Regions from separate parts of the Homo sapiens genome. Here region 2 is linked to region 1. A link is a contact called in ENCODE Hi-C data. All regions are on one chromosome and are shown on one strand. Each heading gives the region's core, a stretch centred on a gene start or an enhancer-like site at or near the end of the contact. The rest is flanking DNA. Distances are from core to core; before and after follow the strand shown. Region 1 overlaps ELMO1 (engulfment and cell motility 1). Region 2 holds the start of STARD3NL (STARD3 N-terminal like).

What was found. A loop is a pair of places that touch in the nucleus more often than their neighbours do. Pooled maps may share reads with other maps.
Region 2: a loop to region 1 is called in a pooled map, with 8 times the contacts of the local background. The contact joins the promoter of STARD3NL here to the enhancer-like site in region 1. A Hi-C loop is called at or near these places in 1 of 168 maps with a recorded cell type or tissue (ascending aorta) and 6 of 50 pooled maps.

Annotation. Positions count from the first base shown.
Region 1 is chr7:37,205,762-37,211,548 of GRCh38, forward strand. ELMO1 (engulfment and cell motility 1) reads right to left here. Exons shown (of 22, transcript NM_014800.11): 13 at 5,625-5,756. Among named protein-coding and RNA genes, the nearest start is that of ELMO1-AS1, 210 kb to the left of the region's middle. Within about 2 kb of position 2,895, at least 9 of the 41 ENCODE cell types and tissues checked have a DNase peak (open chromatin) inside an H3K27ac peak, as active enhancers do; they include ascending aorta, where a contact is called at or near this core.
Region 2 is chr7:38,174,747-38,180,607 of GRCh38, forward strand. It overlaps STARD3NL (STARD3 N-terminal like), which reads left to right and starts at 3,499. Exons shown (of 9, transcript NM_032016.4): 1 at 3,499-3,674. RefSeq lists enhancers at 199-1,398, 3,146-3,225 and a silencer at 3,476-3,755.

The DNA of each region.
Region 1 (5,787 bases), core at 1,645-4,144:
TCCAAGAATGATCTAAAAAAGCATGTTGAATATTGATTTGGGCATTACAAATAAATTTTAGCAAAAAGGCAAATTTGCAAATACGGAATCCATGAATAATGAGGACTGACTGTATATTGCAAAGCCCTTTGAATTTAAAATTCTTCTATAACCTTTCCCTCACTCCAAAAGGCAACTCTACTTCCCTCTCTGCAACATAAACATTGGCCATGATAAATGACCTGCAGTTTCCCAAGCACCCAGTGTTCTTTCACCTTTAACTGTTACTTTCACCACGGATTTTCACACTACCCTCCTAGGGACAACCTACAACTCTCACGTTCTGCTATCACCATCTCTCACGGTGTCACAGAGCACTGGACGCCATTCCAATAATATTAATATCAATCATAAGATCGTAATAATAGCATCTAGATTCACAGACTATGTAGCAAGCACTGCTCTGAACAACTTCCAAGTATCTACTAATTTAATCTACACAACACACATATTGATAGAGAAAATTATTATCCCTCATTTTAAAGAATAAAAAACAGAAACATGAAAATGTCAAGTACCTTGCCCAAGTCACTCAGCCTGTGATTGGTAGAGTCAGAAATCGATGTCAGCAACCCAAATCTACAGCCCAAGCTTAATCACAATGTTACTCTCACAATGACTGTTGAAGCCTAGTAGCATTTAGACAAAGACGCTTCCTTCCGTAGTATTAGGATGGGGACAGAGATAGAGAAGGAAAAATATAAATATGCAGTTCATTTCATTCCCTGCCATCTCTATTTGCTGAAAAAATATTATTAAGATGACACCAACCCCTGCATATGTAATTTTGTGTAATTATACTTGTGTAACTACAGATAATTATCTTCCATCACCCAAGAAGGTAGAAAATCCTCTTAAAAATTTGAACATGAATCTTAATTCTGAAATGTTTTCACCATTACCCATAACCTCTTCCACCTTCACATTTTAGTCATTTTTCCCTCCAGGATGATCCTGAAATATGATGAAATTTTTTTGTAAAATATTTCATGTTAAAACACATTATATTGTTGAGAAACAATTTCTTTTTTTAAAAAAAAAAAGCTTATTTTCTCTGCAGTCAAGATAAAGGAAAGGAAAACAAAGCAGCTAGAAAAAAAAAAGCCTTGTCTGATTTTAATATCTGCTTTGATTCAGAAGGGATCAGAAAGATGAACTACAGACATCTCCTTTTTCATGCTTGTCCGGTAGACTGAACAAGGAAAAATTCACAAATAGAGAGACTACAAATTGGAAATAAACCAGAGACAAATTCTGAAAGGGCTCTAGCCAGGAACACAACACTTTGCAGAGTGTGAAAGCCATGGTGCACAGGTCTTGGCGGCTACAATCAAGAGGGACAACTTTGTATACAGCATTTCCCCTGTTCTCAAAATAAAGTCATCCTAGAGGTGAGAGTCTGCCTTCCATTACTCTCAGGAATCCATATGCCCTTCCTTAGAAGCTCCACTAAAAATAGCATTATCCCGGCAGGGCACGGTGGCTCACGCCTGTAATCCCAGCACTTTGGGAGGCCAAAGTGGGTGGTTCACCTGAGATCAGAAGTTCGAGAGCAGCCTGGCCAACATGGCGAAACCCTGTCTCTACTAAAAATACAAAAAATTAGCTGGGTGTGGTGGCGCACTCCTGTAGTCCCAGCTATTCAGGATGCTGAGGCAGGAGAATCCTTGAACCTGGGAGATGGAGGTTACAGTGAGCAAAGATTGCACCACTGCACTCCAGCCTGGGTGACAGAGCGAGACTCTGTCTCAAAAAAAAGAATAGCATTATCCCAGACAACTCTGTCTCTTCCCACCAGGGGACCTACAAAGGCCTGTCCATTTTGAAACCACAGAATCAATAACAAGAGATCTTAGAAGATGGCTGGTGTAGTGCCTCATGCTTGTAATCCCAGCACTTTGAGAGGCCGAGGTGGGTGGATCACCTGAGGTCAGGAGTTTGAGACCAGCCTGGCCAACATGGTGAAACCCGTCTCTACTAAAAATACAAACATTAGCTGGGTGTGGTGGTGGGCACCCGACAAGAGCAAAACTCTACCAAAAACAAACAAACAAACAAACAAAAAACGAGATCTCAGAAGATGAAGCAGCTTTTCTGTGTTATGACTAAACTTACAAGCCACTCAGCCACCTAGATTGTGACTTTAGAATTATTTTATCAGAAAAATTTGCTCCATTGGGATGTTGTGCTGAGAAGGAATGTGATGCCCATCTGCCTCCTCAAAGGTGTTGTGGTTTATTACCTTTTAATAAACTGTTCTTCTTGCCTTGTTGGCGCAATGGCCACTTTTACCTTGGAAAACTTAAAAGGCTGCAGATGATTTCTATGATGTGTTCTCTCCAAAAGGAAGAAAGGGAAGTAGCACTGGCTGAGTGCACCTTGGTTCCAGCTGCTGTGCTAGTCGCTGGTAGACGGTCCTGTGGGGCCCTCCCATAATCTCAAAACAGAAAAGATGCTGCCCAGTTTCACAGCTGAGAAAACCCATGCCCAAACAGGTTAAATGACTGAACCACTGGCCCATGGCTCAAAAGGAGGAAAGCTAAAATTAAATCTAGGCCCAGTGAACTCCAAAGCCTTGTCATGTAATGCTTGCTGGGCATTGCCTACTTGGGAGCAGAAACATGAGAAATAGCAGTCTTAATCTTATGAACTGAACTTTTCTTCAAAGTGATCCAAAAGATGATCCAAACCTCAAATTAATCCTTAAAGTTCAGTAAGGAGTTTAACAGGCAAGATGATTCCTCTTTGGGAAGTACAGAGAGAATTCTGCACGAGACTGCTTACAGCATCTAGAGATTTTGCAGCCAGACCCTGATATCATCAGCCAGCTTTCAGCGTTTTTGCAAGACCGTCTCTAGGTGGTGCAATGACCATGCGGTTCTGTTTACTGAGGCCTGTCTATTTCTGGCTGGCTGGGTATTCAAAAGTGAAAATATCTGCTTGTCAAAAGTTACTGGATCATTTCCAGCACTCAAAATCATTACTAAATAGTCGTTCCAACTTCTCAACTCTCTGATGCAAGACTGGCCTGGGAGAAGTTGCAGGGGAATAACTAAAATCAAAAACTAAAAAAGAACCATGGAAAAATAAAGAAAACCAACACTCTCTTATGATTATTCTCTGTTCAGAGTCTTTGCTTTTTCTAGGATGACTTTTCAAGTCCTCATAAGCGCTAAAGGCCTTAAAACCACCTCCAATTAACTTTCAGTTAAAAAAAAAAAACTATTATTCTGTACTCATGAAGCAGAACACTCCCCAGACAGGGAAAACTAAGACAGAGATACACCAAGACTAAACTGTACAAGGAATTAACAAGAATGTTAAGACAGATGGAGCTACATTGAGAAAATGTACTCTGATTTTGGAATACCCTGGTCATCTCACATAAGAACAGGGTCTGAAAATAAAAAGGAGATGCTTCATAGCACACACCCCCATTACAGATAGCTCTCACAGGGACCCAGATTCTATAGTAATCCTATCTCCTCCATGTGGTTGGCCCCCAACCTCTCTCTCTCCACAGTCCCTCCATACTGTGCATTCTGGGATCCAACTGCCCCCGAGGAAAATCACTACTGGGACAGAGACACATGCATCCCGGAGGCAGCACATGGAAAGAATTCAGGTTTTGGATTTTCTACATAGCTCAGAAGAAATCCAGGCACTGGCAGGAGGAGGACGATAAAATTGCAGTCACAGGAGCACCCTAGAACCAGGCTCTCCCTCAGAAGAGGAATCAATTAAGAGTATTTTCCAAATGTACATGCCCTGATTCTTCCTTGGTAATTTTGATATGACTTGAGGGTAAGAGAGATTGGGTGATTTCGCAAAGCCTCCCAAGTGACCTCGATATGTCTTGCTTACCACATAAAAGTAAAACTTGGAATTGAGGGTGAGGTAGAAAGTGAGTCCCATCCGCCTTCCCTGGACCATCGCTCTGGCAGAGGGGCTCTGCCAGCAAGGTCACTGCCACCCTGGAGCTTTGGTCATCGACACACAAGTACAGGAAACTCACCCGCTCCACCAGTCATGACATTTTTTGCTAAAATTTTAAAAAATTGATTCAACTAAAAGATAAAATGGAATGCCAAGGTCGAAACATAAAATATAATGATACAAAAATAATTTCAGAATACCTCTGTAAAGCAAGCTGCAAAGCTGAATATGCAGTAAGTATTCTTATTTAAAACGTCATATTAAAACTAACACTATAAAAACAATAACTGGACAGAGTGTTAGTTTTTTAGGTTTTTAGGTTTTTTTAGTTTAAGAAACACTACTGGAGAGAGTTAAAAAAAAAATGAACACTGCTGGTTAAAATGGACATGACTTTCTGTGTGTGGAAAGCAATTAGACAGTATCAAAAGCCTTGAAAACATATCTCATACAAAGTACAGTTCCACAAATTTATCCTAATAATGTGATCATGGGTGTGCATACATTCTGGGCTGTAAGATATTAATTATAGACTTATGGTAATTTCAAAGCATTGAATCATTTAGTAAAAGGGCTTGGTTAAATAAATTGTATTACATCTAAATAATGAAAAACAAATCAGTAATGAAACACAGTAATATGAAAACATTTTCAAAGAATATTCCCATGAAAGACAAGCCTTCTCAAATAACACATAAAGCATGATACCATTTGTCAAACTATGTATAAATATTATTATTAGTATATATACAGATATATACATTGTGTGTATATATATATATTTGGGTGTGTCTGTATATATGTATATGCATGAATATGTATATATATAAAATATATACACCTTATATATATACACACACAGACACACACATACAGATATATAGCTTATATATTTTTTTCCAAGGAAAGAGTATTTGGAACTATAAAATAATGCCTGGTGATTTCTAATCACCGAAGCCAAAATCTCAGTAATGCCATTTATGATGGGGATTAAAATTGAAATCCAATTTTACAACTGCAGAATTTGATATTAGCCGAAGGTCACTCAGAGACTTCATGGGGAGAAAATCGAGAATATAGTGCAAACAGAAATGAAAACAATGGATTATATTCAGGACAAGCTGTGTTCTGATTTGCAAACTAAAAAAAAAATCTAGGAGACAACCTATTAGCATTCATAGCAAGAGAGACCTTTTAAGAAAACATAAATTGTGTTAATGTCATCAGGATTAAATTTCAGGAGACTTTCAATTTGACTTTGATATAAAATTGATGTATGTAAGTAATCAACTCAATAACCCAATAATAAGATCCATCACTCATTTAAGGCAAACACAAATCTTAAGCATCTTGTGAAATAGATTTAATGAAGTCGAGATACATTCCGGGCTAACTACTCTCGGTTACACTTAATCAGAACTGAATAAACAAATGCAGTATTAGTCACACTTGTGCAAGTTATTCCATTTCACTGAAGCCAGAAGAGATTTTCATGTGATCCTGTTTAAACCAGCTAAACATCTGGAAATGTGGAAACTATTCCGTAAAGCGCAAGAGGACCACACGCTCGGAAGAGACATCAGTTATGTGGCTGAGGTCAGGCCCGGGGAGGCTGGAGGGAGAGCGCATACTGGAGATAGCTTACTTACAATGAACCCAAGCTTCTTATAATCTCGCGTGTACATGGACTTGCGTTTCTCCATGCTGCCACTGCTGTTGTTAGGTTCAGACTCAGCATCAAAAGCAATTCTTCGAAGTTCAAATATGATGTCCCTCTGAGCCTGAAGGAATCAGGGAGTAAAAAGAAAAGGG
Region 2 (5,861 bases), core at 2,249-4,748, 970 kb after region 1:
TCTTCACTTTCATTTCTCATTTTATTTAATTGAATCTTATCTTTCTCTTTTCAAATTTGGGGAGTTCTGAGACATTTTTCTCCGCTAATGTAGTTTTTCTTTTTCTCTCTTTTCCTTGTGTGACTTCTGTAATATATATTTCGGTATCCTTGTTGATATCCCATAGGTTCCTTAGGCTTTGCTCATTTTCCTGTTATTTCTTTCTGCTCCTAAGACTGGATAATTTCAGTTTTCCTATCTTAAAGTTTACTGATTCATCCTTCAACATGCGAAAATGTTTCTTGAAATTCTCAAGTGAAGTTTTCACTTCACTTATTTGTACTTGCAAGCCCAAGATTTTCTATTTGGTTCCTTTTGATAATTTCTATCTTTTTATTGATATTTTCCTTTTGTTTATACATCATTACCCTAGTTTCCTTCAGGTTTTATGTTCTTGGTTTTGTGTCTAGAATTGGTGAGTTTCTTGGTCTCGCTGACTTCATGAATAAAGCTGCGGACCCTCACGGTGAGTGTTACAGTTCTTAAAGATGGTGTGTCCAGAGTTTGTTCCTTCTGGAGGGTTCATGGTCTTGCTGACTTCAGGAGTGAAGCCACAGATCTTCACAGTAAGTGTTACAGCTCTTTAAGGTGGCATATCCAGAGTTGTTTGTTTCTCCCGGTGGGTTCGTGGTCTCGCTGACTTCAGGAGTGAAGCTGCAGACCTTCGCAGTGAGTGTTACAACTCTTAAAGCAGCGCATCTGGAGTTGTTCATTCCTCCTGTTGGGTTCGTGGTCTCCCCGGCTTCAGGAGTGAAGCTGCAGACATTTGCGGTGAGTATTACAACTCATAAAGGTAATGCGGACCCAAAGAGTGAGCAGCAGCAAGATCTATTGCAAAGAGCGAAAGAACAAAGCTTCCACAGTGTGGAAGTCGAGGTGGGTTGCTGCTACTGGCTCGGGTGGCCTGCTTCTATTCCCTTATTTGGCCACACTCACATCCTGCTGATTGGTCCATTTTACAGAGCGCTGATTGGTCCATTTACAGAGTGCTGATTGGTCCGTTTTTACAGAGTGCTGACTGGTGCGTTTACAAACCTTTAGCCAGACACAGAGTGCTGATTGGTGCATCTACAATCCTTTAGCTTGACAGAAAAGTTCTCCAAGTCCCCACCCGATTAGCCAGACACAGAGTGCTAATTGGTGCATTTACAAACCTTTAGCTAGACACAGAGTGCTGATTGGTGTGTTTACAATCCTTTAGCTAGACAGAAAAGTTCTCCAAGTCCCCACCCAACCTAGAAGCCCAGCCGGCTTCATCTCTCAGTTTCCTTTAGTTCTTTGAGCATATGTAAGACAGTTGACTTAAATCATTATCTAATAAGTCCACTATCTGGGCTTCCTTAGGAATGGTTTCCATCAATTTCTTTGAGACTTCAGAGGCTACACATGAGTGAATGCAATTAAATCCACAATGTGATGCCTCTACATATTCACCAGAATGTATAACATTTAAAAAGGAAAAGAAAAAGGAAGAACACAAAACACAAATGAGTATAGTAAGTGTTGGCAAAGATGCAGAGTAACTGAAATTTTCATTCACGACTAGGGCATGTATAAATTAGTAAAACCTAAAAACTATTTGGCAGTGTCTATTAATGTTGAATATATTGAATATATACCCTGTGCATAGTAACACTACTTCCAGGGATCTTCCAAAATCAAATGTGTAACTATGTGCATCATAAGACAGGTACAAGAATATTCATAGCAGCGTCATTTGTAATTACCCCAAACTTTAAATAATCTAATGTCAAACAACAGTAGAATAGGCAAGTAAATTTTAGAATTATATACAAAAATGAAAATGAAACTATTATATTCTTGAATATGGATCAATCTTACAAATATAGTATTAAGCAAAAAGAGCCACATAAGAGTGCGTATTATGTATGACTATTTATAAACATTCAGAAGCAGGCAAAACTAATTGGGTGGTAGGATTCAGAATTGTGCCTATCTGTGTGTAGGGGTATAATGACTAAGACTGAGCATGAGGAAAGCTTCTAAATTGCTGGTAAACATTTAAAATTTTGCTGTGAGGCGGTGGTTACACAAGTTTGTTCACACTGTCACTAAGACAAGCACTTATGATTATTACACTTATTTTGTATATGTGTTATGCTTTAAAAGGTTTTCACATCTATCAGTTTATAAAATTTTTTTAAATTGTATTTTATCAGTATTGGCGAGGATACAGGGAAAAATTGCTCAAATACTAGCAGTGGGAATGTAAGTTAAAACAACTACTCAGGGGAGCAAATCAGTGAAATCTATTAAGGATTTACATCGTGCAAACTCTGTGATCCAGTACATTCTCTTGTTGGTATCTGCACTCTAGAGAAATACTTGGACCTAAGTACAAAAAGGCATCTACATATATATTTATGGTACCATTGCTTCTCATAATAATATTAATAAACAAACGTGAGGGTGGGGGAATGGTACATTAATTATGTATGTATATATATACACATATTGGTTCTGAGGACATGCAGCATTTTCAGAGAATGAGGTAGATTTATATACAGATATGGAAAGATTTCAATGCTAAGTGTAAAAAAGTAACATCTACACTTGCAAATGCACAGGAACTAGGAGTCATCATCTACAGACTGGGTTTGTAATTAGGGCCTAAAAGGGATATAAGCATAATTGTAACGTTTAAGCTTTTTTTTTTTTTCGCATGGACAAAATCTTACTTGTGTAATTTAAAATTAATAACGGTACTTAGAATGACTTTGGAAAAATATACAAATAATGAAATGGGGATCCAAAGAATGTTCACTGTATACCTCTGTACTTCTAAAAATGTGAATAAGTGTAGCATCCGTTGGGAGAAAAGTTTAATTAAATTTTAAATAAAACAATAAAAGGTGCCTAACTTCGTGTGAAAACAGACATATAGATATAATTAAATGTGACTACCGCTTAGAGATGTTAGTTATGAACTAGGAGCGCTGAGAAAAGGTATCCTAAATAGGTCTGGGGGAAGTGAGAGTTAGAAGAGGTGACTCTTGAGCTGAGTACCGACATAGAAATGGTATGCCCTGTTTTTATTCCTGGAGGGCTCAGCATGAGGTGCCCAAGAGGCCCTGAAACCCATTTCCATGACATTTTCCCACGAGCTGGAGCATAAACCCCCACCGAATAACTGAAGGGAAGCGGAAGGCGCAGAAACGCGGACGAAGAGGAAGCGGGCGCTTGTTAAACCGTGCGATGCACAATGCGGGAAAGTCCAACCAGCTCCGTGTTTCAAAGCTGGATGCCCAGATTTCCCACCCATTCCTACAGGCAGACCGGCTCGCCCTCTCCCTCCTTCCCGCGTCGTTTACTGGTCAGTAGAAGATTGACATGTCATCTGGCCAATAGGTTGGCTCCTCTATGGAGGCACTCAGGAACCAGTCGGGTCTTTGGTCCCTCGAGCGAGATGCGAGCTGTGTGCGTCGACGTCAGCGTGCTGACGTCACGGGCCGGAGGTCCCGGGGCTGCTGGGTGCGGGCGGTGGGCTGCGCGTTGTCCGCTGGACTGGGTCCCGGTCACGCCCCGCCAAGCCCCGCCCCTCAGGCCGGGGCGCGACCGCGGATCCGCAGTTCCCGGGCCAGCCTGGGGCGGCCGGCCAGGAACCACCCGTTAAGGTAGGCTGGGTTTCTCGTTCCCCTATTTGACAGGTTGGAAAACTGAGTCTCCTGGGTCAGATGACTTACATGGGGGCGTACAGGGGACCCGCGGACGGAGGCCATATCCTGGTCCTGTTCTGTTTCCTGAGTCCTGCGCGAGCCTCCAGGGGAGGAGGAGGGGCGAGGCAGGCTGTGCTCATAATGGACACAAGAGTGAAGTTGCAGAATGCTGAGCCCCGCTGCTCCCACGGCGTGGGCCGGGATTCAGGGATGGATATAGGTAGCGGGAGTGTCCTCATTCCTCCAGCCTGCGGACCCTGAGGAGTCCCCGGTGGGGTCGGCCCCGGGCTGGCGCCATGGGCCCCCAAGAAGGACCAAGAATTGGTGACTGGGTGTAATGCGTGGGTTGTCCAGACACAGGCGGTTGTGAGTCTCTTCTATTCATTGAGAAAAGTCGTGTTCAAAAAAAAAAAAAAGAAAGAAAGCACGAATCATGAATGTTCTCCCTGTGGTTTCAGTTAACTGCTTCACCTACTCGTAGATATCTCGCCATTGTTTGAAATCTTAGTTGCTTGAATACTTTTGATTTAGGGTTAGGGATTTTTCCCCCTCTCTTTTAGTTCAAACATGGGTGGACATTGTGGAACTTTTCTTTGTTCACTGTGTCATTTGTCTTCTATTTCACAGATGGAATCACTGAATTCATCACTTGACACAGTACTAGTTTGGATAAGTTTAGCAAGGTAACCAAGTAACGGGTCTAATTAAATCTTTACTGGAATTAGTCCAGTTTGCCACATTTCCTTGTTAGGAAGAATTCTGAAAGGTAATTCCCGTCTGTATACCATATCTACCCATACGCCTCTTTCTAGAAGCAGGATCTCACAAAACGACTTATGGTATCCTTGTTTTATTGATGGATTCTGATAAGGTGGTGGATTATTCATGTTCATAAAATGAAAACATACAATATGTTGTCGTGTAGAAGTCACTGTCTTTAAAATCTAACTGTCTCAAACATTGGTCTTTTAAAACTGCATTATTGCATTGCCTAAAACTGCATGAAAGAAATGAAATGAAACAGCCTCTGAGGGATATTACCTTACTTATGTTCACAGAAGGATGGTGATTAACATCATTTGGATTTATTCAATGGACAGTTTGCCTGAGTGATTGTCTATGCCACTCATTGTTTTAGGTTTTAGAGATTGAGTAGTGAGCAATTTAGATAAGGCCCATACCCTCAAAGACTTTAACTTTTGTTGGAGAATATAATAAACATGTAAATCAAAGAGACAAGTTTAGATAGGAATAAATGTCAGAAAAGATACTACTGGGTAGAGAGTTTGAGAGTGACTGGGTTGTATGGAGAAATGGGATGGTCAGGGAAGACCTCCCTAAGGAGGTAACACGAGGTGACATTTTGGGTGATAGCTGAATGTTTAGCTGAGTCAGCCATGAGAAAATGGGCTGGAAGTTTCTAGGCAGATATAAACAGTGTAAAGGAGCTAAAGGAAGAATGAACTTGGCATGTTCCAGGGACAGAGGGAAGCCCGTGTGGCTGGAGCTGAGTGAACCTAGGGGAGGGTGAGGTGAGGAGACAGTGGTCAGAGGTGACACTGGAGAGGTGTACAGGGATTGGATCATCTTGTATCCCATGTGAGCCTTACAGGCAGGCAAGGGAAAGATAATTTGTGTACTGCAGAGTCTTGTTTTCTTTTAGTGATACTCATAAACTCTAGCCAACTTTCTGCTTTGTTTTGGTTATGAAATCATTGCAGTAATTTATTGTGTATATATTTTTTCTCCAGAGGCCCTCTTAATGAAAAGATCTTGTTTCCTTCAGCACCTTATCCGATGTAGTTTGTTTCCTTTCCATTGTTATATGCAGAACTCAAAGTCTTTGCTTTTTCTTAAGCTCCCTGCTTTTAATCCTTTCTACTTCCAACCGTGAATACTCTTTCTTATTACCTGTACCTGCCTTCCACTTGGAAAGCAGTGGCAGTTGGTCCCTGCTCTTCTCCAAGCCAAATTCTAGGAAGCTGCATTGGCAAGTGGATTATTGTTCTTCATTAGAGCTTGTATTACTGACCAGGAACATAACGCTTGCCTTTTTTTAGTACCTACGATATGCCAGGTATGTTACATACATTCTATTCCTTCCAACTTGTGGCAAAGGAAAATATTAAGCCTTTTTGATAGTGA